Linked DNA regions of Homo sapiens: all the other regions are linked to region 5. Evidence: read pairs that join two places in POLR2A ChIA-PET (ENCODE). Cell type or tissue: CD4-positive, alpha-beta T cell. All regions are shown on one strand. Region 1 has its middle 31 kb from the start of FAM9C. Region 2 has its middle 15 kb from the start of FAM9C. Region 3 overlaps LOC105373133 (a long non-coding RNA gene). Region 4 overlaps LOC105373133 (a long non-coding RNA gene). Region 5 has its middle 14 kb from the start of TLR8-AS1.

What was found. Peaks named below come from ENCODE experiments on the same cell type or tissue, not always from the same donor. Only the 100,000 strongest peaks of a DNase experiment are listed, where the experiment ranks them.
Region 1: POLR2A ChIA-PET joins it to region 5 with 11 read pairs; 11 of 35 experiments call an interaction of 5 or more read pairs at or near these places.
Region 2: POLR2A ChIA-PET joins it to region 5 with 10 read pairs; 8 of 35 experiments call an interaction of 5 or more read pairs at or near these places.
Region 3: POLR2A ChIA-PET joins it to region 5 with 49 read pairs; 15 of 35 experiments call an interaction of 5 or more read pairs at or near these places.
Region 4: POLR2A ChIA-PET joins it to region 5 with 17 read pairs; 16 of 35 experiments call an interaction of 5 or more read pairs at or near these places.

Annotation. Positions count from the first base shown.
Region 1 is chrX:13,010,961-13,015,960 of GRCh38, forward strand. No RefSeq gene overlaps it. Among named protein-coding and RNA genes, the nearest start is that of FAM9C, 31 kb to the right of the region's middle. RefSeq lists enhancers at 2,491-2,570, 2,681-2,850. In CD4-positive, alpha-beta T cell, no CTCF peak of the experiment used is centred here; DNase peaks (open chromatin) are centred at 2,571 and 2,971; H3K4me3 peaks cover 613 bases; H3K27ac peaks cover 1,655 bases.
Region 2 is chrX:13,026,801-13,031,800 of GRCh38, forward strand. No RefSeq gene overlaps it. Among named protein-coding and RNA genes, the nearest start is that of FAM9C, 15 kb to the right of the region's middle. RefSeq lists an enhancer at 3,290-3,509. In CD4-positive, alpha-beta T cell, no CTCF peak of the experiment used is centred here; DNase peaks (open chromatin) are centred at 275 and 2,711; H3K27ac peaks cover 2,903 bases.
Region 3 is chrX:13,090,129-13,095,128 of GRCh38, forward strand. The region is part of intron 3 of LOC105373133 (a long non-coding RNA gene); the gene reads left to right. Among named protein-coding and RNA genes, the nearest start is that of FAM9C, 48 kb to the left of the region's middle. RefSeq lists an enhancer at 649-788. In CD4-positive, alpha-beta T cell, no CTCF peak of the experiment used is centred here; DNase peaks (open chromatin) are centred at 223, 1,153, 2,583 and 3,633; H3K4me3 peaks cover 2,105 bases; H3K27ac peaks cover 3,735 bases.
Region 4 is chrX:13,079,979-13,084,978 of GRCh38, forward strand. All of the region lies in intron 2 of LOC105373133 (a long non-coding RNA gene), which reads left to right. Among named protein-coding and RNA genes, the nearest start is that of FAM9C, 38 kb to the left of the region's middle. RefSeq lists an enhancer at 1,797-1,966. In CD4-positive, alpha-beta T cell, no CTCF peak of the experiment used is centred here; DNase peaks (open chromatin) are centred at 1,913 and 2,513; H3K27ac peaks cover 3,810 bases.
Region 5 is chrX:12,954,552-12,959,551 of GRCh38, forward strand. No RefSeq gene overlaps it. Among named protein-coding and RNA genes, the nearest start is that of TLR8-AS1, 14 kb to the left of the region's middle. RefSeq lists cis regulatory regions at 1,215-2,078, 2,247-2,713 and enhancers at 1,373-1,452, 2,143-2,372. In CD4-positive, alpha-beta T cell, no CTCF peak of the experiment used is centred here; DNase peaks (open chromatin) are centred at 1,830 and 2,510; H3K4me3 peaks cover 3,584 bases; H3K27ac peaks cover 4,494 bases.

The sequences.
Region 1 (5,000 bases), 56 kb after region 5:
GATCTTTCTTTCATTATGTGGCAGCTAGTTGAACTATTTGATTTTACAGCAAAGAACTCACAAAAAGAGGGCCTTTGTTCCCAGGTTGAAAGCACAAGAAAATACCAAAAACTTGAATCATACCAGCATCCAGGTAGAAAATCATTCATATCATTTGCCAGTTGTTAATTTTGTTGGTGGCGATCATCTATGCTCTTCCCTCACCCTAGGGGTGCTGACCCTCATCTTAGGAGAGGCTCGACTTGTAGAGCGAGGACTCATTTCCCCCACCCAAGCCAAACAGGTGCAGGGGAATGGAGCAGTTTGACACCAGCCGCAGCTCTGTCCTAGGAGAAGATCATGATGTGACCTGGGGATAAAGACTGAAAACAAAGCTCAAAGCAGTGCTCTCTAAAAGCAGGGTGTCCCTTGATGTCTGAAGAAATGACAATGTTGACCTATAGGCTTCTAGGTAAGGTTCCAAAAATGTACCCTCAGGGTCCATCTTCCATACTCAAAGCTTAACTTCAGTTCCCCCACAAAGATTTGCTTTCTCGACGCAAAGAAGGCCAAGATGTAGGATCCATGCTCTTCTAATGTGGTCTTCTACAAAATTCTCAATGGGCCCACACTCCCCAGCAATCCCAGACTTATGAGTCCATATTCCAGCTGTTTAGCTCAAGGGCTCACAAGGCAGGTGGGTTTCACTTAAAGGCAAAAGAAGAGGACAAGAGTCGTGGGGGTAGCTCCCCACAGGTGAGGGCTGGCGGTTGAGAAGGCAGGAGAAAGTGTCAGTTTCATGGCTGACGGGAATCCAGTGTGACTTCAATAGCTGAATTGAGGCCGGGCGCGGTGGCTCGTGCCTGTAACCCCAACCCTTTGGGAGGCCGAGGCAAGAGGATCATTTGAGCCCAGGAGTTCAAAACCAGCCTGGGTAATGTAGTGAGACTTCGTCTTTACAAAAAATAATGATAATAATAATAATAACAACTTGAGTGAGCCTTCATCTTTCTGAGCCTCAGATTTTCCATCTGTAGATGAGAATCTTATCACCTGCCCTGCCTATCTTGCAAGGTTCCAGTAAGAATTCGAAAAACAAATGAATGCAGAATACATTGCCTGGTATAATAATACTCAATAAAGGGCAGCTATTGTTCATATTACTTCATGTATAATAAAAAAGTTATTTCTTATAATTGAATTCCTAGTAAATATGAGAGTCTCCCTGCAGTAAAGAAGAGAACAAACTTTATGCTACTAGAAAAAATATGTGGCTATTTGCCTATTGTGGTGGAGAGAATTATCACTCTCCAATTCAGGACAGGGTCCACGTCCTGTACGTCACATGGGAAAGGGGAATTTAGGTGGCAGATGGAATTAAGGTTGCTAAGCAGATGACTTTAAAATAGGGTGACTATCCTGAAGTTTTGGGATGGACTTAATGTAATCACAAGAGTCCTTAAAAGCAAAAAAGGAAGATGGGACTATGCAAGGGAGGACCAGCGGGATGGCAGCCTGAGAAGGACTTGGCCGGGCACTGCTGGCTTTGAAGATAGAGGGAGGGAGTCCTAAGCCAAGGAATGTAGAAACCTCTAGAAGCTGGAGAAGGTGAGGAAATGGATTCTCACCAAGAGCCTACAGACAGGAATGCAGTCCCGCCGACACCTTGCTCTTAGTCCAGTAAGATTCATGTCAGACTTCCGATCTACAAAACTGTAAGATAAAAAGCATGTGTGGGCTGGGCGCAGTGGCTCACGCCTGTAATCTCAGCACTGTGGGAGGCCAAGGTGGGCAGATCATCAGAGGTCGGGAGTTCAAGACCAGCCTGACCAACATGGTGAAACCCCATCTCTACTAAAAATGCAAAATTAGCCTGGCGTGGTGGCGCATCCCTGTAGTCCCAGCTACTTGGGAGGCTGAGGCAGGAGAATTGCTTGAACCCGGAAGTTGGAGGTTGCAGTGAGCTGAGATCACGCCACTGCACTCCAGCCTGGACAACAAGAGCGAAACTCTGTCTCAAAAAAAAACAACAAAAAGAAACGTGTGGCCATGGACACAAACAAGGGAACAATAGACACTGGGGCCTATTCGAGAGTGGAGGGTGCGGGGGAGTGAGGATTGAAAAACTACCTATGGCTACTATGCTGATTACCTGGGTGACAAAATAATCTGCACACCAAACCCCTGCAACATGTAGTTTATCTATAGGACAAACCTGCACATGTATCCCTGAACCTAAAATAAAAGTTTAAAAAATGTGTGTGTTGTTTTAAGCCACTTCGTTTGTGATCATTGGTTACAGCAGCAATAGAAAACGGACACACCTGTCAACAGAAATTCTGGAGTAATGGCACATTCTTGGATGTAGGAATGATATGTTATTAGCTGCACAGTTTTTTGGAAACTCCTTTACTCCTCTTCTCATGATGAATTAGTCACAGATGAATTAGTATTTTTCCCCCCATTTATCTGGCATGGATTGTAGTTGCTGAACTAAGGCAGCTATTTACAGCGCTCTTCTTATACCTCCGACTATGTTTGCAGAAACTTACATACAAAATACTGTTGCCTGATTCAGGCTGCCTGGTTTGGTTTTGAACAGGGTGTGTCAAGGTACATTCAAAGAGAAACTCTGACTCAAGGGCAAAGTGATGTTGATAGAGTCCAACTCAAAATATTTAGAGAAAAAGATGGGTATAGTCAGACAGTGGGCTTTCTCCCTTGTGTTTTCAAGGTTTTCCTGAGAACAACAGACATATTGTGGCTTTCCCCTTAGCTTACTATTAACATGAAGCGAGAGGTCAATGACACTGTCTGGCTCCTCAAAGGAGCTAAGAGAAGGGAAGAAAAATCCAAATTCCCAGGTAAACATCTGTAAAAGGATTTGGAACTAAGGATAAGGAAGTTCCGAGGCTTACTGAAAGGGAAGGGAAGGCAGCATTATTTACTGGCCATGGATCGTACTTCCTGTTGTGAAGCTCAGCACTGTTTCATAACAGCTGGGGGCTGCTGTCTCTTCTGCTGTAATGAGGAAGCAGCGTTCTTGGTTCCTCCATATTACACAAGTTAATGACCTCTACTGCACGGTGAAATTGGCATAGGGAGAAGAATGGGACGCTTGCCCCTGTAAATACAATAAAGCTTTTTTTAAAAAAATTGTGGGAATATCTTTTCATAGATAATGTTATTGAGTATGTCACATGTCCTTTACCCCTCTGTAGGCTCTTGACTTGTCTGGAGATTAAAACAGGTTAAAGAGATAAGTACTCACCAGGGACTGCCCCTTAGCATGCATTTGTTGTCACTACACAGCCAGGGGCTACAAAAACCAGCATAGTCCTTTAAAAAAGGAATTCGGTTCGTGTCCTTCTTATCATATAATTTTGCTACAAACCCCACAAAAACTGTTTTTGCAGCAAATTTGCCTGGAAGGTCGGCCAGGGAATTGTGAAACAACATTTTTACCTTGACAGGAGACATGATAACTTGCCCTTATCCTTCTGCAGATAAGTCATACTGTGGCTAGGTTCACACATGTGAGATACAGTGAAAAACTGAAGAGACTTCTTGGATATCTCATTGGATAAATGCTCAAAAATCTAGATTTTTTTTGGCAAAAAGGTCTTTCAGGTTAGCAGACAGAGGTTGGCTTTCCTTATCACACCGTGTGAGTTCAAATTCAGATTGGGCTATTAACAAACTGTGTGGCCTTGACTAAGTTAATTAACATCTCTGTGCTTCAGTGTTCTCAACTTTAACGGAGAGAGTAGTAATACATATGCCATATTCTTGGTGTGAGAATTAAGTAAGGCAACATATGAAGCCCACAGAACAGTGCCTGATACTATAAAATGCTCCATCAATGTTAGCTATTTTAATTAGACAGAATGGATGTAAATTCGTGATTGAGGAATAGAAGGTACAGAAACAGATGAGTCATCAAAGGGAAGGAATGCTTGAAAGCCCAGGAAACACTGCCCACCCGCATGTATGCTATCATTTGCACCCAGCATTCAGGGTTCTCCTGACTGAAGAAGCTTCTCTTCCTGCCTTCTTCTCTCCTTTCCTTGTTTCCCATGACAATCCTTCTGGAAGTGTCTGCACCAGCCACACAGGTCTCCAGGGCTTTCCTATCTTCTTCCCCTCAGTCTCACACATTCACAAGGTTTTTGTTTTTTTTAAAAAAAATTATTTTAAGTGACTTTAGATATCTTGCTTGTGTTATAACTTTAAAAAATCTTGGGCTGGGCGCAGTGGCTCACGCCTGTACTCCCAGCACTTTGGGAGGCCAAGGCGGGTGAATCACGAGGTCAGGAGTTCAAGACCAGCCTAGCCAACATGGTGAAACCCCGTCTCTGCTAAAAATACAAAAATTAGCTGGGTGTGGAGGTGCACACCTGTAATCCCAGCTACTCTGGAGGCTGAGGCAGGAGAATAGCTTGAACCCGGGAGGCAGAGGTTGCAGTGAGCCAAGATCGTGCCATTGCACTCTAGCCTGGGCGACAGGGTGAGACTCCATCTCAAAAAAAAAAAAAAAAAAAAAAATCTGGACCAGAAACATTGCATGGTTTTACAAACTTATTCCATTTTGTACTTAGGAAATATAGACTAAATCCCAGGTTTTCAATTTCCTTACCATTGTGCCATACTAAATATTGGGGATTCTACTCTTCTAGCAGTGCAAATCTGTGCTACTCTATTCATTCTCCATCATTGCTTAAGCTTCCAGGTTTGGTTTCTTATCTCTCCATTAGATTCTAAGCATTCCAGGGCAGGGATCAAATGTAAGCTTTGTATTCTCAAAGGTATCTCAAGTTCAAATCTCAAGTCTGACACTGGTGAGAATCTTCAGTAAATATCTAATGACTTTTGCATTGCTTCAGTGATTAAATGGCTATAAAAGGCAGATTGTTTCCCTCCTACTGAAGGCACTGTGGATAGGTGCACCCATATCGAATGGCCCCTCACTATTGTGAGTGCTGGCTGTTTTCATCACAGTGGGTGGCATTCTAGGCTCTTTC
Region 2 (5,000 bases), 72 kb after region 5:
AATATGAGTTAGCATCAATAAAATTCTACGTTTTAAGAAATGCAGGTTGGTATTATCAGCCCTGATTTGCAGATAGAAAAACTGGCTGTGAGATCATCAGCAATCCTGACGTCTAGAAGATTTCAAGGCCGGGACTCAAACCTACGACTCTATAGTGTAGAGCTTATGCTGTCTCCTTAAATAGTCATGGCTTCGCTAGGCTCACTAGAGGGAGATGATTTCACATACAATATTTAAAAAGTAAGGATGTAGGGGCAATGAAAATGTGGCCCAACTATATCTTAAAAGGAAGATAGTTCACTGGCATATCAGGTCATGAAACAACCACGAGTGTGAACTAGGAAACCACAATGCATGTGAGAATGGCCCAAACACAATTGACTGCACCATCTGGAGAAAAGGTGAAGCCTACACAGAATGCCAAGTAGAAAAATGAGATGGGTTTATGTCAAGCGAAGATTAACATTTCATGTATCTTCTCACTTTAAGCACTTCGTCCTGCTTCTGGTATATCCCTTCACCCTGAGCTGAAGCGAGTTCATTAGTTAGGTGGAAAACAAGAGGAAAGCCAGTGGAAACTGACACTCTTTTTAGATTGTAACCCCTACTTGGGGCAAACCTACAGGATCTCAATGACAGAGGTTTGCTTTCTTAGTAAACAGCCTTGGAAATTCCCCCTCATCTTCCTTCATGGGTCTGGTGTTCTTCATCATTTTACCAGTGACTTATATGTTGGGAGAGAAAACCTGCTTGCTAGATATTAAGCTTATTAAGAGAAGAGGATAGGAGTTGGAAGGGTGGGAGTTGAGTACTTAGCATCTTGCAAGACAGTATCAGAATTTGAAAGAGATCAGAGGAAATTGAAAAATAATTCATAAACATAAAGTACAATAAATGCTTGTAGAATAAATAATAAAACAATGCAAAGCAATTATCCTAGGGAAAATAGAGATAGAGAAGTTGGTTATAACGCAAAAGGTCTATGGATCATGGTGATGGTACTTTTGCTTCTGAAATAAAAACTTAAGATGTATCACAACAAGCATAAATGCACTTCATAACACCAGTTCATTGAGTGCCTACTTAATTAATTCTGCTGAGATACTGATGAGGTACAGAAAAGGAAAGCGAGAATCAAAATAGTTTGACTGCCTGTTGGGCACTCAAAGGGTAGTTCTTGATTGATGCATTAAAATGTACTGTTTTTGCAGTCTTCAGCTTTATTGAGGCATCACTGACAAACAATAAACTGCACCTGTTTAAAATGTGCAATATGGTGAGTTTTGATGTATACACACATCTGTAAAACTGTCGCCACAATCAGGATGATCAACTTATCTATCATCCCTAAAACTTCCTCATGCCTCTTGGTAATCCCTCCCTCTCCGCTCCCAGTACCCGGGCAACTACTGATCTACTTTCTGTGACTATAGATTATATTTTATAGACTCAATTTTATATAAATGAAATCACCCAGCAGATCTTTTGAGTCTAGCCTCTTTCATGCAGCATAATAATTTTAAGAGTCATCATGTTGTCTTAAGTGTCAATATTTCATTTATTTTTATTCCTGAGTAGTGGTGTTTCATGTAGCTTATTTTTTGGTGCTCAGTTATTACTTCCCTGGAGAGATTAGTCAGTTGACACATTCTTATCCTATTTCTTTATTCTGTACTTTTTGTTTAACTCACATCATAGACTCACTAAATATTTATATGAATTTATTCAAGGATTTGGTTCAAAAATGAACATCTCTTCGAGAGGATTCTATTGGGGGTCATTCATTCATTTGTTCATTAAGTCATTCAGCAAATATCAATTAAGCCCTTACTAGGTCCCAGGCACGGTGCTAGGCACTGGGGATACAATAATAAAGAAAAGAGACATGCATCCCTCACATTCTAATGAGAGGAGACATGTGGCAAACACAATAAAAGCAAAAATTATTAGTATGTTAGAAGCCAACACATGTGATTTAGACATAATAGAACAGGCTGAAGAGCCAACAGGCATCATCCTAACAATGCAGCCCGGATTCCAAACAGCTCCTGCAAATTGGACTGAGTGTAGACTTTGGCATGGTTTTCTCAGTCACACTTATAAAAGCCCCATGGAAATCAACTTCCAACAGGACTTCAAAGAAACGGAGGCTGCCATGAATGGTCAGGTATTAGGGAATGAGGTCATCCTTCCACTGAACACTCCCCTACATCCCCTGCAGGTGTGTATGTCTTAAGCTTTTGTGCTCACCTGCAGGAGAAAGGCCAGAAAGTGGCTGCCACATTCTTCTCCCCCAACTGCAGGAGTGAGGCCACAGAGGTTTACCTGGGAAGAATACTCTCCACAAACTTAAATCTCAGCACATTACACTGGTAAATGTCACATTCCAGTTCCAGATATCAATCTGGATCCAGGAATGTATGTGCTTCACTCATTCCAAGCACTCATTTGTTTGGTTTGGGGGAGGAGAGACAAGGCTAGAGCAATCTGAAAGTTCAATCAAGCCAAAATACCTTGCTCAAAAACTGATAAAACAGGGCCCCCAATCCATAACCAGAGAATGTTGGGCACTTTCTTCTCTGCAGAAATGTTTTTGCATTTAAGTTTAGGTAGATTTAAGAGAGGAGTGTAAGGAGAGAGTTTCTGTAACCAGAGGAGGGGAGGCTTCCCCGCCTGCCTCCGGAGCTTCTCCTCCAGGGTGATCTGGCAGCCATTCAAGGCAGCCTGAACTTTCTGAGAGACTTGATTTCCTGTTCCCACTGCCTCAGCCGACTGGAGGACTAGGGTGACCCGGGGTGGGGAGCAAGGGACACTGGTTAGTTTAGGATCAGCGGGTGGGAACTGTTTATCCCAACATGCTTAGAAATTCTTCCAGCAGCAACTGTAAAAATAAAAGTCTGAACTGTACAAGAAACTTAAGTTATTTCAACAGTGAACTTCAATCATGAGATTCTTGAATATCTTTTGGGAAGACAAGTTATTTTGTTTGTTTCATTCATTTAAAATATAAAACAACAGACTTCTTATAATGCAGAGGGGACCTCACTGTCACCTAGTTCAACTCACATATTTTACAGATGATGCAGAGTTCAGAACTATTCATTGACAATGGCTGGGGGGATGGGAGCAAGATCCATGTTTCCTGGCTCTGAACTCAGTGCAATTTCCTCCATGGATTATAAAGAAGTGCAATTCCAAATGCCACGCCTTAGGGGGAAATTTACTATATGTAAATTATACCTCACAACCTGACTTAAAAAAAAAAGTATATGTTATCCCTGCTTCCTCCTGAACCTGGGTCTGCCTGACACCAAAGCCCCGGGGCTTTCCGCTCTCTGCCTCTCAGTAGTCTTATTGTCATTCCTGTGAATCCATGGTCCTTTAGTGGTTTATGTTTGAGGAGGGAGCTGTGGACTGAATAAACTATGCAGCACAAAGGCATTAACCATGGATTAATGGGAAAGAAAAGCTTGCTGAGTTCTGAGTCTGACGGGTCAAGAGCTTCTGATGGTGTCATGCAAATTTCACTTCCCAATGAAATCAGTCACTCTTCGTGTAGAGGGGCCATCATATCTTAGCCAGTTCCTGCTTGGGGTTCAGAAGAGAAAACAAAACAGTTTGCCCCATGGTGGGAAAGGGACATTTGGTATTCTCCTTGGCTTCCTAGCTAATTACAAAGTGTTAATGACATTCAAAGGAAACTTGCCTCCTTCAGGGCTTTACAAATAAGGAAGGGCGGGGGAAGGTGAGCCAAAGAACAGACAGGGGCTCCAGTGAAACACAGGGCACAACCAGTCAGCTCCCAGAGCGGGAGGCAGCCTTAATTTACAAAGGAAATAGACACCCCAGCACAGGCTGAAATTGGGTGGGACCAAGAGTTCTTAAACTAATCACAGCTGGTTTCCAAACCTCAAAGATTTGTTATTGCAAAAACATTCTCAAGCAGTAGATGAATAGATTGAATGGCGACAGAACAAAGAAAAGATGGAGACATTTTCCCCACAGCGGCTTCAAGACAGGTTCAGAGAGGTATGAACTAGCAAAGTAACACATTTATCCAATCAACATTTTTTACCCATCTCCTACACTGGGTCTGAGGACACAGCTATCACATAACATTTGACCTCCTCTAGTATCCTACAGAAAAACAACTAAAGCACCTTTGTGCAACTCAGAACTACAAGCTCTTCCTTATGATTTGGACAACAGGTGCCTTCAAAGAATGGTTCTTTTTCCTATATTTTCCTTCCCTTCTCTTAATGGAGAATTTTTTCTTCCACCCTAAAAAGGAAACACGACCATCAGTTTCCCAAATATGAAGAGGGAAATGCATGTGTGTATAAACAGTGGTTACCACCTAGTAGAATTTTAAGCCTTTAAGGATTTTCCCCCCTAACGATTGCAATTTCCTTCAGTTACTATTGTCCTATGTCTTATATCCAATGTATTATTTAGGTATTTCTTTACAGGCTTTTTAAGATTTACAGGTGTACCTGATCAAAAATAGCTGGAAAGATCTGAGATGTTTTTTACTGGATAATTTATTCCGTGTGTACCCAACAGCCAAGCACTTGGCAAATGACCAAAAATATGATTTATTTTTATTTATTTTGTTGAGACGGAGTCTCACTCTGTCGCCAGGCTGGAGTGCAGTGGCACAATCTCGGTTCACTGCAACCTCCGCCTCCCGGGTTCAAGTGATTCTCCTGCCTCAGCCTCCCCAGTAGCTGGGATTACAGGCGTGTGTCACCACACCCAGCTAATTTTTTATATTCTGGGTAGAGACAGGGTTTCACCATGTTGGCCAGGCTGGTCTCAAACTCCTGACCTCAAGTGATCCGCCCGCCTTGGCCTCCCAAAGTGCTGGGATTACAGGCATAAGCCCCTGTGCCTGGCCAAAAGATATGATTTAGAAAGCCAGAATAGCTCATGCAAGAAATAAGCAGCTGACAGATTAAAATGGCAACTTTATGCTTTAATGGCAACGTAAACTATCCAGA
Region 3 (5,000 bases), 140 kb after region 5:
AGGGTTGTTCTAGAAGGAAATGGCCATTTTGGCAGAGCCACTGACCTTTAACAAAGATACCAGAATGAGTTGAATGCTCATTCTGCTTGAGCATGAAAAAGACATATACTTCATCCAGAATTTCCCTTCTATCCCCCAGATCCACACTTCTCTATTCAAGTCAGGGTTTGTGACAGGGTAGCCTAACAGGGTTTGAGGTTTCCATAAGGGGAGGGCTCATACGTATGAGTTTAGTTCTTGCAAAAAGGAAAGCGTAGAAGTTGACCTTTGAGGTCATTTCGTGCACAACATGCAGTAGGCAACGAGAGGTGAACCAACCTTCGTTCTTTTCTGCTTCTGGCCAGAGCTGACTCCGTCATTGTCTGTTTTCCCACTGATTATAATAATATCCGTTGGCTTCCAAAGGGTAGTTGGGGTTGAATTCCTGTTTATCAAAGGCTTGGAAGAGAGGCCCTCTGATAGCCTGTGCAAATGACTGGTAGGAAAGTACAGCTGTGGCCTTGGCGGGCCACATTGTCTGTCTCAGATGGCTATCAAATGAAGCCTTGGGTTGCCTCTAATGTAACAAAGCTAGAGTTAACAGTCTTCATCCTTACAGAGCTCTTGGGCTGATTGTGCAAGAGATTCATGATCTGATCACAAGAGCAAAAAGAACGCCTGTGTTGCAGATAACAAAGAATTACACAAGGCCTGAAACAAACCCCAATGTTTTAAAACACTTGGTGGAAATTTAAGTTGCAAAGCATTTTATCATCTCAGGCCATCTCTTACAGGGGCCAGCTGAAGCTACCCGTACACATCGTTTTACAAGCCCTGGGCTGTCAATGGGTCTTTTAAAACCAGCTGAACTGCGTTTTGCTTTTCAGTGTGTAAGCTGGTCAGCTTACAGCAGTACAAATTGGCAGCGTGGCAAGAAAGAAAACTGAAATTCAATCCAACACTGGGATTGGAAGCTCTTGAGACTCAAATGTCACCAACACCGGGGGCTTCTCCTCTAATTATCCTGTCAAACGAGGGTTGAAAATGTCAGCACAGACTTCAGTCTCAGCTCCTCCAGCAACCAATGAGAGTGGGCTTGGGTCTGGTTTAAATGATGAAGAACAAATTTGAAAAACCCTTCAGTTGATTTCAAGACTTCCTGGGACGGCGATGTTTAAACCACAATGTTCTTCTTTTGGGGCAAAGTTAAGAGCCAATCACAGTTAAGGTTTCTCTGCATGTTCTGCCCATATTTGGCTGTAATCTTGCTTCATCCAACTAAATTTATAATATATGTGAGTGAAAAGCAAGCCTTTGGGATTTGTCTCTCTCTCTCTTTCCTTGTTATAAAGGAAGCCTTATCTTTATGCATTTGGGGCTACCTGTGAACTTACAGTCTAGCTTCAAAGCAAAGAAAGGAGCAGCCAGTGTAGAAAACTTCGTTTTTACTTTTTTTTTTTTTTTTAAACAAGCTTTAACTGTAGCTTCTGGCTACAGGAAAGTACATAGAAAACCGAATCTAGTTTCGGCCTGTGCAGTACTGACCAGGAGAGGCTTATGAGATTATGGGGATATTGAAGAACACAGAATGTCACATGGATGATTGTATTTTATCTATAATGTATGTGTAGGAGAGATCCATTTCTCAGAGATGGCAAGAACTAAATGCACCCTTTGAAATATCTTCTTAGGGGTTGCTTGAGGAGGATGATCAAATCTTACAGAGAGATAAGACACAAATATGATAAAAGTTATTCTCATTTTAAGTGACTATTTATTGACCACTTGATATGTATCATCCATTTCATTCTCACCACAATCCTATGAAGGAGATTCAATTCTATCCACATTTTGCAGTGAAGAAACTGTGGCAGTGCATGTAACTTGCCCCAGGTGCCTGAGCTTATAAGGAGTGGAACTAAGAATCCACTCTGAACAGTCAGCTGCCAAAGCCCCTCACTCTTAGCCTCTTTGCTCTACTCCACTGAGATGTTCTCTTGGGTTTACTACCAAGAACAGAGGCTGTAAGTAGTATAGAATGCCCCCGGGGACCCCAGTGTCCAAGACACCAACTTCCACTGCCTCTCAGGACCCTAAGGAAAGAAAACTGAGAGGTTGTTCAGCTTGTCTCAGGTCCAGAACTGTCTGGTCAGAGGGGATCCTGGGATCCACCAGTTGAGCCCTTCATTCAGGGCCCCAGTTATTCCTAGTCTTGGGAAACCCAGCTCTAGAAGCCCCTCCCCAGCAGGATTGAGGACAAAGGGGCTAGACTAGAGACCCAGCAACATGGCCCTTCCATGTTCTCAAAACTCAAGAGACCTAGAAAAGAGAAGGGTGGCAAAGCAGCCCAGCCCCACCCCCCAGGGCCAGAGAGGCCCCACTTCACTCTGTAGAGCAGTGGGATTCATCTGGGTGCCATTTGGCCCTCCAGGAGATGTTTGGCAATGTTTAGAGACATTTTAGGTTGCCACAGCTGGGTTGGGGAGGCGAGGGTGCTACTGGCATCTAGTGGGTAGAGGCCAGGGATGCTGTTAAATATCCTACAACGCACAGCACAGCTCCTGCCACAAAGTGCTGCGGTGAGAAGCCCTGCCCTCAAGTCTTGGTTGGGCACATTCCACCCACAGCTCTGAGGAAGCTCCGTCTGGGGCTTCTTCAAAGAGTCATTCTGCAACCAGGAAGCTGGCAGCCCATACAACTATGCAGAAGGTGAAAGAGAGAAGGCGGGACCATGAACACGCGTTTTAATTACTGCATGTTTGTTTCTGACAGAGAGAGGTCAGTGTTTGCCTCCATTTGCAGGCATCAGGACCAAGGTGGGCAGTGGGCAGTGAGGGGGCAGGGGTGGAGGGCGGCACTAGCTCTGTGTAGCAGGCTGAATAATGGCTTCTAAAGATAGCAGATCCTGATCCCGGTAGCCTTCTATGAAAAAAGGTGGTCTTTGCAGATGTCATTAAGTGAAGAATCTTGAGATGGGGAGATTATCCTGTATCATCTGAGTGGGTCCTAAATGTAATCACACGTATTCTTGAGAGAAGGAGGCAGAGGGAGATCTACGTGCACATGGAAAAGGTGATGTAACAACAGCAGAAATTGGGGTGATGAGGCCACAAGCCAAGGAATATGGATGGCCACTAGAAGCTGGAAAAGGCAAGGATCAGATACTCCCCTAGAGCTTCCTGGGGGAACGTGGCCCTGCCCACACCTTGATTTGGGCCTAGCGAGACTGATTTCAAAATTCTGGCCGCCAGAACTGTGAGAGAATAAACTGTTGTCTTAAGCCACCAAGTTGGTGGTCATTTGTTACTGCAGCCATAGGAGACTAATCTACCCTGAGACTCCTGGGGCCCCCAGATGGATCCTCTGAGGCTGAGGGGCAAACTCTTCCATGCAGGCAAAGCCAGAAAAAGGGGAATGGAAATTTCCTTTGCACTTTCCTTGATACATTTACATTTCCCATCCCACCCTTTAAGCACCCTTTCCTGTGAAAACATGGCACCTGCCCCCTCACCGGCCTCTATCAGTCAACAATTCAACTGAATGTCGGGCAAAGCATATGACACCCCCAGTGCTTGGTTCAAACCTGTTTGAGTCACCTGTCACTTTCTACCTTGAATTTTTGTCACCAATGTACATGCAGTAACTTCTATACTAGACTGTGACTCAGACGCTCACAATCACACTCAAACACAGTCTAGTGTTTTTCACAGCCTGGTATAGAAGGTACTGCCTGTACATCAGAACAGGGGAGCAGGAGCCTGATCTGATTTATTATGAAGTCTCCCAAGGCCTCCAGCGCACAGTATCAGGCACACAGGAAACAATCAATGATTAATGTGTGCTTCCTCCATCCTATGAGAAATATTACTTAGGTCTCTTTATGACGAGTGGCCAAAAAGCACAAAGCCGAATCTGATGCTTATTAATAGTAATCCCATACTTGCTGTAAGCCCTGCAACAACTATCATTATCCATGTTTTGTTTTTCAATGGAGGTATAATTTACATACAGTAACATGCACACATCTTAAGTGTATAGCTTGATGAATTTTTACCTAAATATACCTCCTGGAAACCACTGACCACACAAACATCTATGTCTTTCCATCACTCTAGAAAGCTTCCTTTTTCCCTTTTCCTAGTCAATTAACCCCCATGCCCCTCACACTCCAGTGAACCACTATTCTGACTTCTACTCCCATAAACTAGGTTTGCTTGTTTGTGAACTTCATATAAATGAAATTGTACAGAATGTACTCTTGCATCTGGCTTCTTTCTCTTAACATAATGTTTTTGAGATTTATCCAGGTGATTGTATCAGTTTATTCTTTCTTTTTTTAATCTGCTGTGTATTATTCCATTGTAAGAATATGCCATAATTTGTTTATCCATTCTTCTATTGATGGACATTTGGATCATTTCCAGTTTGGGCATATTGTGAATAAAGCTGCTATGAATACTGGTGTATTTTATGGACCTGTGCTTTCACTCCTCCTGGCTATGTACTTAGGAGTAAAATTGCTGGGCTGTAGAGAAGGCATCTGTTTAACTTAATAGAAGTTAGTATCACTATTTTTGATTTGGATATGAGAAAAAAAGGGTTTTTTTAGAAAAAAAAAATGAAACAGTTACAATCTTTCTTCACTTATTTTCCCAATTCCATTCATTGTATTAATTTTTTAAAGAGTAGAGTATCTCTTTCCTGTGCCACAGGCATGGTTAATTGAATCAGCAGTACAGAAAGTTAGAGGGTCACGAGGTACGAAGAATCCAGCAAACTCACATCTGCGTAAATACACTCTCACATCATTTTATATGCATTCACACCAACCCATATCTTTAAAAGTGGACTTTCCTGACACTGGGGTTGACCACAGTGCTGACACAGACAGAATTCCTATGAAAGCAAATATTTTAAGAGGAAAATTTCCCCTGTAATGAAAACTTGATTGAAATGACAGTTGCAGGCAGTGAAAAGCATGTGGAATATGTAGAACGAGCAAAATCAGATCTTTCTGTGGT
Region 4 (5,000 bases), 130 kb after region 5:
CCTGTGTCAATTTTGGAAAACATTAATTTTTTGGATAATGGGGACAGCCTTACATTTAACAGTTGCTTGGCCTTTAATCACCAATGGAAGGGGGAGAAATTATAGAATTTTAAAAAATGGTTGTGTTGGAAGAAGATCTTTTAAGCAGTCAAAGCAGGTGGTAGCATGTGGCAAAGGGGTGGCACTGATGGGAGAAGCATTTATTTATTTACTTATTTTTGCCATTTTACAATGAATTTACTAATTTGGGTTAGTAGGTGACTCATAAAATAGCCCTGTATGTGTTGTATAAAATAGAAGTGAGATAATGTCCCTTTTCTACTTAAAAGCCTGCAATGATGATAGTAGCCCTATTCACAATAGCTAAAAGTGGAAACAACCCAAATGACCTTTAAATGGTGAATGAATAAACAAATTATGGCATATGCATACAACAGAATATTGCTCAGCCATAAAAAGAAATAAGGTACAAATGCATCTCCAAAATATGATGCTAAGTGAAACTAGTCAGTCGCAAAAGTCACATATTATATGATTCCATTTATATGAAGTGTCCAGAAGAGGGAAATCCATAGAGACAGAAAGCAAACTGTGGTTGGCAGGGGCCACGGGGAGGGGATGATGGGGAATGACTGCCAATGGGTATGGGAATATCCCTTTGAGGTGATGAAAATGTTCTAGAACTAAATAGAGGTGTCGGTTGCACAACGCTATGAATACACTAAAAATGCCACTGAATTGTTCACTTTAAAATGGTTAATTTTATGATGTGTGAATTTCACCTCAGTAAAAAATAATAATTAAGTAAGATCTGCAATGGTTCCCTATTTCTCCAAGAGTAGAAGCCAAATCCTTACAGAGGCCTCCTATAGGAGATGGCCCTGTTACCTTCTGGCCTCGTCCTCTCCTCTTCCCACGACTGTCTCACTGAGCACCATGGCCTCCATCAGTTCCTCCTAATGCTAGGCATGCTCCCACTCCCAAACCCCCTTTGCACTGGCTGTCCTGTCTGCCTGGAAGACACTTCTCTCCAGTGCCCACATGACTCTTTTAGTCTTTGCTTACATGTCAGTGTCCAAGGAGGCCTGTCCTCACCACTCTTATTTCCAATCACACCCGTCCCCAAGTATCATTCCCTTTATTCTGCTCTGCTTGACTTATTTCCTTCTAACAAACTATGTCTTTTTACTTATTTATTCTGTTTATTCTCTTTCTCCTTCTCCTTCCTCTAACCATTGGAATGTAGCTCCACCACCAAAAAAAGAATTTTAATATGTTTCTGTATTCTAGGCTTAATTTGTATTGATTTTTTAAAAATGTCTACAAAATCAAATAACAAAGAATTACACATTCAAACAGATTCAATTAAGTGGATTCTGAAAGAAATATCTGTAGAAAATGAAGTCTCAAATCTCATAGTAAAGCATCTTCATAGCTTTTTATTCTCTGCTAATGTTTATATTTCATGGAGGCATAAAATCATTCAGGCTGAAGTTAAAACATCTTTCTTTTATCACAAGTAGCTTGAGTTTTGAACCCGGAGGAGGCACTCTGGGTTGAAAGTTATTCATTATAGAAAATGGTTGAACTATAAAATGTCTTCTACTGGGAGAAGGTCGGCTTATTTGGGTTGCTACAGCTTTATTGAGGGTGGGGCAGGGAAGAATATAAAAATTTCTTTCTGCTGTTGCATTTGTTTATCAAATTTGTGCAAGGCCTTGTTGATCATGGGAAGCATAAAGAACACAGATACTATATTCACGTTTAAAGTAAGACAACGGAATCTATCACAAGGGTAGTGAAAGTCTAAAAAAAAAAGGGGGAACAGAGAGAAAAGAAAGGGCAAGTATTTAGAAATAGATAGCAGCCTGAAATATTTTTGTACACGCACAGGAAGTTGCTTTCAGAAAGCCAGGCCACAAGACTCTTGCACACAAACCTTGCACAAGGAGCTCTAGGATTAGAAAATAGCATCATGAGCTGAAAGTGATTACATTTTGCAGATGGGTGTCTCTATTAATTTGGATCTATACTGTGGCTAGAGATCCTGCTGTCTGACGCAAAAGCAAAGGATGTAAAAGCCAAAAAAAAAAAAAAAAATGCTGTAACCCTTCTCTTAATATTGGCATTAAAGCTGAAAATATGCCTCTGTTTATCCAAAGCATAAGGAAGTTGTATATCATAGTAGCAGAATGTATCAGGTATCTAAGATTGAGTGCAGAATTCCGATAAGAGAGCTCTTGAGCACAGAGTTTCAGCTTTGGGCAAGGAAGAATTTCCCTGTGTCATTTTGTTTAGGGAAATGTTTCCCGAATAATACACATTTCATTTTTCTGGCATGGACTTGGACTCATGTGGATTCCATTTGAGGAAAGAAAAGCTCAAGAAGCAGAGGGGTGGTGGGATTTTTTTGTGACTGCTGCAATTTCAGAGAATGCAAAACTAGTGTGACCCACTAATGGTGACTGTTGTGCTGTAGAATGTTCTGTTCATAGCCACAGGGGAAACCACTGCGATTCTGAGGCAGAACTGGCTAGTTCAGGAGCCAGCAAAGACACTAGAGTTAAAACCCACGTGCCTACCTTTGTCTTGTAACAAATAGCAAAATTTTGCCTGATGTTGGAAGAAATATTCCTTTTCTTAATCTGGTGTAAAGCAAGTACATGTGAATGTTTCCCTTGATTAACTTAAGCTCCCTCAAATGACAGGTGCATTTGTGTTTTTGCGAAGAGTTGGAAGGTGGATTGGTGGTGAGGTGAGACAGGCATCATCATCGTTTAGGATTTTTCACGTGTCCTTGGGGCATAAACCAAGCTAAAGATATCCAAAAAAGCCAATTCCTCTTAGAGCTCTCACAGTGTAGCGTGAAACCTGCCTAGGAGACTCCAGTGGTTCTGAATCGGAAGGCAAATTGGCAGGGGGTACATTTTTGGTTATCAGGATTGGAGGCGGGAAAGGGGCAGTGAAAAGGCTGCTCTTGTCATGGAGTGGGTAGATGCCAGGGCGGCTGCTAACCATGCCACCATGCACAGGACAACTCCCCTAATACAGAATTGTCCAACCAAAAGTGTCACTAGTGCCGAGGCTGAGAAATCCTCATCCTAACACATGCCCTAAACAATAAATCCATTTTAAACATTCCCCAGTTGGTGAAATTAACCAGAACGATAGTCTGATAAAACAAAAAACAAGTAACCCAGTAAGTAATATTTCCTCCTTCCTCTTTCCCATTTCACAGAAAATCGTTGAATAAATGCAAGCAGGATATTTTTAAGAGAACAATTCTGTAAGCAATCTCCTTAAATATGTTTCACTTCAATTTCTGCCATTATCTAGAGGCTATATGCCCAGTACAATTATTGAAATCACTGTAACAGTAAAAATTTATAGCCGTATTAGTGTATTTTGGCTAAGTTGAAATGGCAGATGAGGGTAAAACACAAAAATCCTTTAAAAAAAGATAGCTTATTTGATTGCTGCACCAGTTTAAGAAAAAAGGCTAGAATTTATGTTAAAACTGTCTTTAGGGCCCAGCATGGTGGCTCATGCCTGTAATCCCAGCACTTTGGGAGGCCAAGACGGGTAGATTACTTGAGGTCAGGAGTTCCAGACCAGCCTGGACAACATGGTGAAACCCAGTCTCTACTAAAAATACAAAAAAAATTAGCCAGGCATGGTTGGGGAAAACCTGTAGTCCCAGCTACTTGGGAGGCTGAGGTGGGAGAATCGCTTGAATCCCAGAGGTGGAGGTTGCAGTGGGCCGAGATCATGCCATTGCTCTCCAGCCCAGACAACAGAGTGAGACTGATATGGTTCTGATGAGTGGAGGAACACCAGGGTTCTTGGTCCTCATGCCGGTTTAGATAAAACAACATGGACACACATGGAGTGGTTTTAAGGAGCGGAGAATTTAATAGGCAAGAAAGAAGGGAGAAGAAAGAAGGAAGAAGTTCCTCTGTACAGAGACAGAGGGAGGGGGTCTCCAAATCCAAGAGAGGAGGCCCCATGTGCTGAGGATACCAGCCAGTTTTATGAGGAGGCTGGAGGAGGCAGTGTCTGATTTGCACAGGGCTCAGGGGATTGGTTTGACCAGGCTTGTCATTCATGTAGCCTGCGAAAAAATTGGCCCCCCACCCTAGCTTTTAATATGCAAATGCAGGGCACCATGACGTTCTACACACGTGGGGATATGTGGGGGTGCCCATGTTGCCAGGCACATGTCCGGGGTAAGGGCAAGAGGACAACGGTGGGAATCGCCATGTTGGGTGGACCCAGTTTCTAATGGCCTGCATTTGCATATCAAAGGTTGCCGGCCTGGGTCTAGGAGCCAGAGTTTTTCTGCTAGACAAGAAATGTTTCTGGAGTTGCTTTGAAAAGAAATGAAAACTTTCCAAGGACCCCTTTTCCTCTATCTGCCTAAAATAATTTTTTAATAACTCCTACCACAAGACTTTGTCTCAAAACAAAAACAAAAACAAAAACAAACAAAAAAACCTGGATGCAGTTTAGATCTTTAGATGCAGGACAATAAGTGACTTACATAAAAATTCAAGCCCAAGAAAGCAATGCGTGTTTCAGTACTCCTGAGCTTGTATCTCTTTTAATTTATTGGCCAGAAGAGGAAACAGCTTCAGCTACTCTTCCTAGTTGGGAAACTTAATATGAAAACCTAATATGAAGCCCAAGATCCTTAGAGAATGTTAATACAGAAAGTCCTGCCCATGGCTTGAAAATTTTTGTGCAAATAGCATTAATTGGGGTAATCAGGAGGTTTGGGATTTTAGGACAATTGGTGTCACCACTTATCTGTGTGGCCTTGGCCTTCAGTTTCCTTATCTGCAAAACAAAGCCTATGATTTCCAAAGTCACTTTCAACTAAAGAAACAATGGTTCAAAAATAGTCAAATACAGGCTGACCTTGAGATTTCTACCAAGCCATCAAATGTCTCTAGTAATTTTTACCGATTTGGAAGTAAAGTGATAGCTCATGAAACTGGGAA
Region 5 (5,000 bases):
GGTTCACACAGTGGGCCACTTTCCGGGGTGTTGGTGATCTGAATCTTGATGGGGAGGGTGGTTACATGCGCGTACATGGTTGTCTAGCACTCATCGAGGTACATTCAAGATGAATTTTATGTCAATTAAACCTCAGTCAGGTTGATAGTAAAGAGTCTGAAACATCGTGTTAGCACTTAGTGGGCTCTTGGGAATTCTTGCAGAATGAGAACGTGAGGGGTATGGAGGGTGGGAGTACTGGCACTTTCTGCATCCCCAGGAGCTGGCTCCACATTGCTCCTGGCTCTGCATCCTGCTTTTGGGTGGCCACGGGGAGAAGACAGGGCTGAAGCCAGCCTCCACAGCGGAGGGTCCTCTAGCAAGGCCCAGCAGGGCCTCAGGGAGTTCAGAGGGAGGCTTGCTTTTGCTTGCTTGTCTCAACACAGGCCCACCTTGACTAAACACAGGCTTCTTGCTGGGCGGGCCAGCTCTGAGCCTTGCAGGCCACTTTATCACGTTGGTGGCTCCCATCTGTTCTTAGAGTCCACATTTCCACTGGGTTGAGCTCTCAGCCACCTCTGCCTAGGCTGCTCTCTTCTGAAACTTTCTTCTTCCTCTGCCTCCCCTACTTCCCCTCACCCCTTCCTCACCCCTCCCATTCTCTCTCCCCTAGGGCAGAGGACCCAGCTGGAGCAGGGCTGACAGGAGCCCCTGAGAGGAGAACTTAGAGGCCTGAGACCCGTTGAGGGTGTGTGTGTGTGTGTGTGTGTGTGTGTGTGTCTATGTTTGGGAGAATTTGGATAAAGAGACAGGCTGGTAGCGGTGGCTCCCACCTGTAATCCCAGCACTTTGGGAAGCCGAGGTGGGCTGATCACTTGAGGTCAGGAGTTCAAAATCAACCATGCCAAATGGTGAAACCCCGTCTCTACTAAAAATACAAAAATTAGCTGGGCGTGGTGGCACGCACCTGTAATCCCAGCTACTTGGGAGGCTGAGGCACGAGAATCACTTGAACCCGGGAGGCAGTAGCTGCAGCGAGCCGAGATCATGCCACTGTACTCCAGCCTGGGCAACAGAGCGAGACTCCGTCTCAAAAATAAAAAATAAAAAATAAAAAAAAAACAGAGACAGCCAAAGTAGCAATGTGCCTGTGAGAGGGCCTAAGTTTTCCCCCTCAGGGTAGTCTTGTCAGATGAAATACAGGATGCCCAGTTAAATTGGAATTTCACAGAAATAAAATAATTTCTATGGTCTCAAATATTGCATGGGACATATTCATACTAAAAAGCTATTTGTTATTTACCTGAAATTCCCATTTAAATTTGAGGGCGTCTTCCATTTTTATTGGCTAAATCTGGCCACCCTCCCTCAGGGTGTGACGGCAGGAAGCGGGAGAGAACACAGATGTCCCCTGTTATCTCCCTGGGCCCTGCGTGGCCCTCTCAGGGAACCACAAGCCAGGGCCAAGCCCATCCAATCCTCCTGCACCAGGAGCAGCAGAAGCCATGCCGCTAATGGCAGTCACCTCGGTGGAAGTAGAGCGGGCCTGTGGCGGCGTGAGGCTTTTCTGCTCTGCTTCTGTGGAAGTGATTATCCAATAACTAGTAGGAATCGGGCAGTTGGCAGACGCCTCCCATGCTATAAAGCCACACAAGGCAGGCAAGTGTGGGCACAGATGAGAGGCTGAGAGCGGAGGTAGGATGTCACCCCTGCCCTCGCCAGCCTCATCTGTTTTCCCAGGCGTCCCCCAACCACTACCCACGTGGATTCTCCCTCGAAGAGCCCCCTTTCAGGGCCCCATTGGCACTTCACTCTTGAGGGAGGCCTAGGAGAAGCTAGTGGAAAGTTACTTCCACATAAACGGTCAGACAGACGGATGATGAAACCACAGGAAACCACAGCTCCTCCCCTGCCGGGGCACCAGGCCAGAAGCCGACCTGCTAGGCTTGGGGACCCCTTCTGGTCTTGCTAGGGGCTCAGAGACCCTGGGGAAGTCCCTTACTGTGTGTCTCATGTCTTCACTTATGGATGGGATGCCAGCTGCCCTCTCATGCCCTCACAGGGCTGTTGGGAGGCAAGGGTGAGCTAGCAGATGCAAAATAATGGCAAAATTAAGAAACCAAGTACCTGTACAAATGTACACCTTTATAGTGGTTCAATTTGGCCACACGTGCTTCTACTTAGAGAAACACCATACATGAATATTCAGGCACATATACATATCACTATATGATCCTACGAGCAACTTCCCTACCTCACTGAAAATATGATTCACTTCACCAAAATGTAATGCTATGGTCACATTCTACAAGGAAAACATCCAAAGCACAGCCACTGTAAGTGAGGATAGTTCTCAACTGGGCCTATGGTGGGCTGGCTGACTACACTTGCAGTCTAGAACGGGGCCTACTGCAGACTGGTCTGCAGTTAGTTTGATCTAGGGTTATGACAGCAGTTGACTTGAAAATAACTTTCCTCCTGCCCCTTTAAGAACACGGGTTCCTTCCCTTGCAGATAAGCAGGAAGTCCCCCTCCCTCTGTCTTGGTGCTTGGTGGTGTGTTTCACTTCCTTTCAAAGGTGTTTTCTTACTAAAGAAACCCTAAGCCCAGGGTCACATTCTGTTTCTTTCACAGGCATACTCAACTGCGTGTTGTTGATTCTGTGACAAGTTTCTTGAGCAAGAAAATACACAGAAAAAATGTTAAATGTATAAAATATGAAAGTAAAACATCAATAATGTTTTAAATATTTAAAATATAAAAGTAATGCATGCTTCTGGTAAAAATGTAAATGGTAGAGGTTTCTCTATTTCCTTTCCCCAGAGGTAAGCTCTTAAAATTCCCTTCCGGAAATGGTCTCTCTACACCTCACTTTTTTATTGCACAGAAGGGATCAGACACTATTTATGAGGCTCTTTATTTTCCACTTAAGAGTATTCTGGCTGGGCGCGGTGGCTCACACCTGTAATCCTAGCACTTTGGGAGGCCGAGGTGGGTGGATCACGAAGTCAGGAGTTGGAGACCAGCCTGGCCAACATGGTGAAACCCCATTTCTACTAAAAATACAAAAAGTAGCTGGTGTGGTGGTGGGTGCCTCTAATCCCAGCTACTCGGGAGGCTGAGGCAGGAGAATTGTTTGAACCCAGGAGGCAGAGGTTGCAGTGAGCCAAGATCGCGCCACTGCACTCCAGCCTGGGTGACAGAGCGAGACTCTGTCTCGGGGGAAAAAAAAAAAGAGTATTCTTTGGACATCCTTCCACAGCATATCATGAATAAATCTGCCTCAATCTTTTTTTAACAGCTGCATAGTTTTCCATTGTTTGGGTACTCTATCATGTATTTAATTAATCTCCCAATTAATATACACTTAGGTTGATTGTAGCTTTTACTCTTATCTACAATGCTATGGGGGAAAGATCTAGATGTTTGTGCATGTGTATGTATATGTATATGTAAGTGTGTTAGTATGGCTATAGAATGAGAGTCCTGTCACTGGACTTAAACTGGAAATGCTGGGTTCAACTGGAAATGCTGTTTTAATTGTGACAGCCACCGGTGCCTCTGAAAAGTCCCTACGAATTGACCCTTCCAACAACAGCATATAAGAGCTTTCACTTTTCTTTCCCTGCATTCTGGCCAACTGGAGCCACTACTCAACCTTTTCATTTTTGTCAGTCTGAAATGAGCAGAGAGGTCCTCATTGTTTGATTTGCATTTGAAAGCCTACCATACACGGGCATCTTCTCATGTTGTTCTTAGCTCAGTGAGGAGGGCCTTAGAGACCAGACTTTGGAACCAGATAGAGCTGGATACCGTCCCAGCTCAGCCACTTGCCAACTGTGATCTCTGGAGCCTCGGTTTATCCATCTGTAAAATGAGCATCCTTAGACTAAATTCATGGGATTTACTGAGAAGGTGCAACAAAGCAACAAAAAATGTTTATCACTACAAATGTTAGTGTGTTTCTCATCCAAACAAACAAAAAAACATATATATATATATATATATATATATACATATTTACATATAGTCATGCATCGCTTAACAATGGGGATACGTTCTAGGCGATTTCCTCATTGTGCGAAGATCACAGAGTGTACTTACACAAACCTAGATGGTACAGCCTACTACATACCTAGGTTATATGGTACAGCCCATTGTTCCTAGCTTGCAAACCTGTACAGCATGTCACTGCACTAAATACTGTAGGCAACTGTAACACAATGCTAAGTATTTGTGTATCTAAAATTAGAAAAGGTACAGTAAAAAATACAGTATTATTTTATGGGATCACTGAAATGTCATCACACAGTACATGACTGTGTGTGTGTGTATATATATATATATATATACACATACATATATGCACATACACACAGTCTTATACTGTATATGTATACAGATGTGTGTATATATATAGTCTTATACCATATATGTATATAGCGTATGTGTGTGTGTGTGTGTGTGTATATATATATATATATATACAGTGTGTGTATATATATATATATATATACACACACACACACACACACACACACACACACATACACAGGGATATATATATACTTTTTTGACCTAGTCAATGGCCAATTTAACCGTCTCTACAGCATCTGAGATCTCACCTTCTCCTCACTGCTGCCCCTGCTTGAGGGTAGAAAATGTAAATAAAATGCTGAAAAATAAAACTTAAAACTGTCACATTCAATGGTTGGTCTTACTAGCTGAGCAACCTTGGCCATGGTACTTCTCGGAGCTCCAGTTTCTTTCTCTGTAAAATGGGGTGTTCACTCTACCTACCCCACAATGTCACTGGGAGAATGAAGAGGCGCTTAAGGCAGTGCCTGGCTCTGGCAAGCACTCGATAAATGATCCTTGTGGTTGTTCTTCTTGGCCAGGGATCCCCTTAAGTGCTCAGGCCACTTTCCCCAGTGGGATAGGAGGAAAATAGTCACCTCAACTAACAGAGGGTAATCTATCAAACACCTACTGGGCTAGTTGAAGACCCTTTGGGCCTATAA